Regions from separate parts of the Homo sapiens genome. Here region 1 is linked to region 2. Evidence: chromatin contacts called from ENCODE Hi-C or POLR2A ChIA-PET data. All regions are on one chromosome and are shown on one strand. The core of a region is the stretch at or near the end of the contact, and the rest is flanking DNA. Distances in the headings are between cores, read along the strand shown.

Evidence for each region. A loop is a pair of places that touch in the nucleus more often than their neighbours do. ChIA-PET counts read pairs that join two places held with the same protein, here RNA polymerase II (POLR2A). Pooled maps may share reads with other maps.
Region 1: a loop to region 2 is called in a map of dorsolateral prefrontal cortex, with 5 times the contacts of the local background. The contact joins the promoter of AK5 here to the enhancer-like site in region 2. A Hi-C loop is called at or near these places in 3 of 168 maps with a recorded cell type or tissue (dorsolateral prefrontal cortex and posterior cingulate gyrus) and 3 of 50 pooled maps. POLR2A ChIA-PET finds 5 or more read pairs at or near these places in 2 of 52 experiments (OCI-LY7 and activated naive CD4-positive, alpha-beta T cell).

Annotation. Positions count from the first base shown.
Region 1 is chr1:77,280,647-77,283,346 of GRCh38, forward strand. AK5 (adenylate kinase 5) reads left to right here and starts at 1,373. Exons shown (of 14, transcript NM_174858.3): 1 at 1,373-1,727. The coding sequence starts at 1,668. RefSeq lists a silencer at 1,233-1,292.
Region 2 is chr1:77,398,601-77,401,300 of GRCh38, forward strand. The region is part of intron 6 of AK5 (adenylate kinase 5); the gene reads left to right. Among named protein-coding and RNA genes, the nearest start is that of AK5, 120 kb to the left of the region's middle. Within about 2 kb of position 1,274, at least 2 of the 41 ENCODE cell types and tissues checked have a DNase peak (open chromatin) inside an H3K27ac peak, as active enhancers do; they include dorsolateral prefrontal cortex, where a contact is called at or near this core.

The DNA.
Region 1 (2,700 bases), core at 123-2,622, 120 kb before region 2:
AAGGGCAAAAACCAATTTCCATGGAACTGAAATACCTGCCTCGTTTAAGGCAACCATATGACACACGGGTTCACAAGTGCTAAAAGTTCATTTACTCCCTCAGGTAAAACAAAGCTGCAGCTGTAGTTAAGGCTTGAGCTGCAGTTGTTTCCGGAACAAGAAATAGAACCAAGAAAAGATCTGCAAAGAAGCACTTGAAATGGACATTCAGACTCTATAGTTTTTTAAAGCAGTGGCAGCGTTGCTTCTTTCTCCAGCCAGACCCCAGATACCAGTGCCTACCAAAGTGTCCTCTCTCACACACCCTCCTACAGTGTTAGGCTTTGTGGGAAGTTAGAGATCATATTCTCCGGGGGCAAGGACTATCTCCCAAATAGGCAATGTGAAGACATCTTAGCAGGGAATTGAGTCATCTTGGGAGCTAGGAGGAAGATGGGTTACACCTTAACAATGGTCTGCAGCAGGAAGATCCATTAACCATTATGCCTTAGCGCACCCACTCATACTCACTCATATTCCCCCAGGGGTGCTCTGATACGACACTGTCCACGGACTGCACACTCTTCAGGTCTAATTAATGATGCCCACCCTCCCCACCTACTAAACACATTTGCAATTTAAGCATCTCTAGCTCTCCACTACCACCCACCTTTCTCCTCCACTGTCCCTTCTTCTCCATGGAGATAATTAACTAGTTGACTACTTATTAGTCCTTCAGTTGATTAGGATTTCAGGCTCACACTAAGGCCTTATCCTAAAGTCTATAAAGATTTGTGACACCGACAGGGTAAAAATTCGAAACCAGCTAGCAAAACTTTCCTGAAGGATAGAGATACTCAAGATCTAAAAATTATCTGAAGGGTTGGATTCCACACCATGAATCCCCTTTTCCCCCTTCCCCACAGCTCCCTATAGTGAAAGATCCGTAACCTTAGGAATAAATGATAAATCCTGTGACTATTAGGTTTTTCCTGGGAGTTCCTCGGAGACCCGGAGGTAACCGTGTATGTGCGTGCGAGTGTGTCTGTGTGCGTACAAGGTCCGGAGAAGCGAAACGGTCGCAGGTTCCTACAGACCCCGACCCTGTTCCCTTGGCCACCTGGTCCCCGGTAGCTGCATCCCTGGGCGGCGCACGCAGTGAAGCGTCGCGCTCTGGCGCCGGTGCCGCACCGAGGGGTATGACTACGACCCCTTGCGCGTGCCCGCCCCCACCTCCGCACCTCGCGCCAGCCCGCGCAGCGTGACCGGCAGCCGCCGCAGACCCGGCTCGGGGAGGCGCGGAGCGCGGCGCGCTGAACCGGAGAGGCGGGCCGGCTGCTGCCTTGCGTTCGCCACGCTGTCCTCCCTCCTCCGCTCCCTGCGCCCCACCCCTGGCGGCCGCGCTGCCTGGCAGCCCGGGAAGCCGCGGCACAGCTGCTCGGCGCCTGCAGCTCCGGCTCGGGGGCTGGAACCGAAGCGGGGGCGGCGGGAGCGCGGAGACCACAGCCCCCGGGGAGAGGCGGAGGGGGTCCCTGGCCTGGGCGGAGAGGCTGAGCTGAGTGCGCGTGAGAAAGAGGGCTGCACCGCTGCTCGGCGCGGACTCTGCCAGCCCCAGCTTCAGCCCCGGCTCAGGTCGCCGCAGCCCGGGAGCCTCCCCGCTTGCGCCCCAAGGCACGCGCGGCACAGCCATGAACACCAACGATGCCAAGGAGTATCTGGCCCGGAGGGAAATCCCTCAGCTTTTTGAGGTAGGGCTAGAGCTGGCCGACGGGCGGTAGCATCCGGGGACTGCATCTCAGGGGTTCGGGTTGAGGCAGCCGCGCCCCGTCCCACCTTCCCCACACGGGGCATGTAATGAAGGGGCTTGTAGAAGCGCACTCGCCCGCTCCCCCGAGGGTAGTCGCCTTTCCCGCGGGTTGCCAGGGTCCTTGTCAGAAGGCTGGGCTTAGAAGCCTGCATCTCACAGATCAAGTTTCAGTCTTCCAGCAGGGTTCTGAAAGCAGCCTGCTCCCATCGCGCCCCTCGGATGTGGACACCCAGGGTGGGCTGCAGACCGCGGCCGGGCCGCACTCTCTGGGGGCGAGGGCCAGGTCAGGTGGCTGCACTGTCGCCCAGCAGCGAGTAAAGACTCGAAACTGAGGGAGCCAGAGCCCTAGTCACTCTGCTGGTCGAGGGTCGGAACCCCTGGGGGAAAGAGGAAATGTGGACGAAGGCAGCCCTTCCTGGAGACAGCTTGGAAGAGAGGGATGAAGATGCAAAAAGCAAAACCCAACCTATCAAGTGCCACCTCCCCGGTGACAGGCCCCCAGCCTTGCTCTGCGCTTTCGCTGAATGAACTCCTGAGCACGTTTTTCCCGTTGCCTAGGAAGGGTTGGGCCGCAGGTTTCGCCAGTGCTCGACAACCCACCTGGAGATAGCGGGTCGGGGAGGGAGCTGCGAGGGGGGCGGACTCCTGTTGCTCAGTCTTCAGACCGCAGCACAGCATCATCTGCACCGGGACCCGGGAATGGGGGGACACTTGGAGACTGAGAGAGAGGAGGCTCGAGGAATGAACCTTGGTCTGTTCTAAGCCACAACCCCTGTCTCAGGTCGTTTGGCTTCCTTTCCTTCTCTTTGTATTTGAATTTAAAAACATTCCTGAATCTCAAGTGCTTTTGCTTGAAGTAGGGGGGAGGAGGAGAAAAGAATAGAAGCAAGCCAGGCTTCCTAAGCGAGCTCTGA
Region 2 (2,700 bases), core at 24-2,523:
CTGCTGGGCTCAGAATGCTGTAGGTGCAGTAGAGAAAAAACGAGAACTGCACAGTGTAATTCTTGTCTAAAACGAGCATATCATTTTTCTCATTTTCTCCCTTTAACGCTTTCTTTACCAAGTCATTTCAAAGTATTTTAGTCCTCACTAGTGGTTTAATAAGTACAGAAAAGCCAATATGATTTAATCTTGCTTCCATGCATCTCCAATGATCAGTCTAATACCTAGAACAAAGTAGGTGTTCAATATATCTATATTGAATTGCATCCTGTAGGTGGTATACGAGATTGGGTCCAATCTATATGGATCTCAAGAGATATTCTAAAAGTTTATTTATTTGACGAAATCTATTAATCACCCTATTTTCTGGGCTACAGATCCCTTTCTTAAGCAACTTTTGATTGAGAAGCAATGCATTATCTAGTCAGTATCATCTTAATGAAATCTTAAATCCTCTTGGTATTTACTACATTGGGGTTTATTTCAGCTACCCCCAATAGAAGTAAGTGCTTTCTGCAGCAACTTAATTTTAGAAGTGTTCTGTCATAGTACCCAAAGATTAGCGAGCAGAATATTGGGCACTTGATATCTGCTCATGATCTGGACATTGGTCAAGCTAAGGATGTTTGCTCTGGGGCTGTACCTGAATCTATAAAATTTAGACAATCGGCCACTGCAGCCACCCTCCCTTCAGCTAAAGAATTGTTCCGAACCCCGATTACCACCACTGACTTGGATTCTTTTCTCTTGGGCCCTTTTCTCTCAACCACAACCTCCTGCATGGCCTGAAACCGAGCCTCTCCCTTCTTATTGTTAGTGGTCTGGCTTTGAATCGACTGTCTCCTAATTAGACAGCCAGATCAAGGGGCTCTGGGAAAGGAGTCTGGAATGCTTTCTCTCAGTCAAAGGGGATAGGGGGCCAAAGCCCTGGTTGGGCTGTGAGGGAGGGGCAGCTAAGCTGGGCCCATGTGTGTGGGTGCTGGTGGCTGGAACTCTGGGACAGAACCAGAGCAGCTTCTTTAGGAAGTGCCAGACCAGACATGGCCCATATCAGAAATCCATTCTCCCATCTCAGAGAGGCTCTTGGAAGGAGGCTAGGCCCACTCTTCCTTTGATTCCTGAGGGAGACCGAATAGTGATGAGAGGAGAAAAACAGAATCCATGCTAGATGACCTCAATCCTCTCAGCAAACTAAAAGGCAGGGTTATTTGCAAAGAGGTTTAGAAGGCTGCTGTGGGGTGCAACTAGAGTCAACAATAGACAAAGAGGATTGCTGGGCAGTAGCCAGTTTCCCTGTAGCTTTAAGCTACCAACCCACACAGACCCATAGGAGTTGGGAAGTCATCTGCCTCTTGCAGTCAACTTTGCCTGCCCTTGCTCCTTCTGATTTCCTGGCCAGTCTGCAGGAAGGTTCTTCTGCCAACAACCACAGCCACCCAGCAAGGTACATGCATCATGCAGAGAAACAGAATCACCTACTAAGGTCCCCAAATGGGGAAGAAGATAAAGAATATTTCAGTATATTGCATCTGGACCTGGCTTGGCACAGTTTCTGAGGATTCTTGGGGGTCCATCCTAAGACTACTTCCAAAAGCCCTGCTTTGTTCTGCAAGTGCCCAGCTAAGATCTGATCCTGCCAGCCTTGGCATCTGCATCTGTCTGATGCAGACAGATGTGGATTTGGATCCTGGCTCTGCAATGTAGTTACACAACCTGGACAAGTTATTTAATCTCTTTGAGGCTCAGTTTTTGAATCTTTAAAATGGAGATAATGTTTTATAATGTTATTGTAGGAATCGAATAAATCCATATAAAATCCAAGTGATAAATTAAAATTGATAAAAAATGTATAAAGAAAACCTCTAATGCAGTGTGTGGCACATAGTAGTTGTTCAGTAAATGGCGTTACCTGGTGCTCCTGTTGTTGAGTGCTGATGAAGATTCCAAAAAATATTCTCTGAGCTAATGTCGTAGGAATAATCAAAGTTATCTTAAGTTAACCTTCTCTGCTAGGTTTCTATAGCAGAATAAATCAAAGTCACTATTACAGTGTTAAGCTTCATGTTCAAGGAGAAGTTTTTCATAAAACAGTTCATAAATATCACAACAATTTTCTCTAGTATCTCTTTATTGTGTTGACTTTTTCCCCACAAAGTTCTCTGGGTGCTGCCTATATCCAGTGAAATAAAGATTCTGTACAGAAGGCTTAGAAAATAAGTGTTTTACTCAGATATACACAGCCTTCAAGTGTTCTGTACTCATCCCTTTGCATACCAATCATGTCTGTTTTTAGATCTGTCTTCTTTCATGATTTGTCCTTCTTTCATTCTGTTAAAAAAAAAAAAAAAAAAAAAAGTATGTTCCGCCAAGCTTGGTTCAGCAGGGCTGTACCACAGGAATTCTCATCAAAACATGGGACTGACTCTACTTTCTCAGAGAATTGTTCCCACCCATCTCACTCACCACGTCCACTTAGGTGTTTCTCTTTCAAATTTTGTAGTTAATTATGAGGCTTTAGAAATATGGTTCTGCAAAGTAGTCTCAATGGTTGTTACTCCATTGCTGATAACTTCACTCCAGGAGCCATGAGTTTTTAAAGTTTATTACTCTTTTAGTGCAATCTTCAATTTTTAGTTGAAGAAAAACAAAGTCACTGCAAAGAGAACACCAATCAATCAATCTTTTGGAGGGACATCTCCA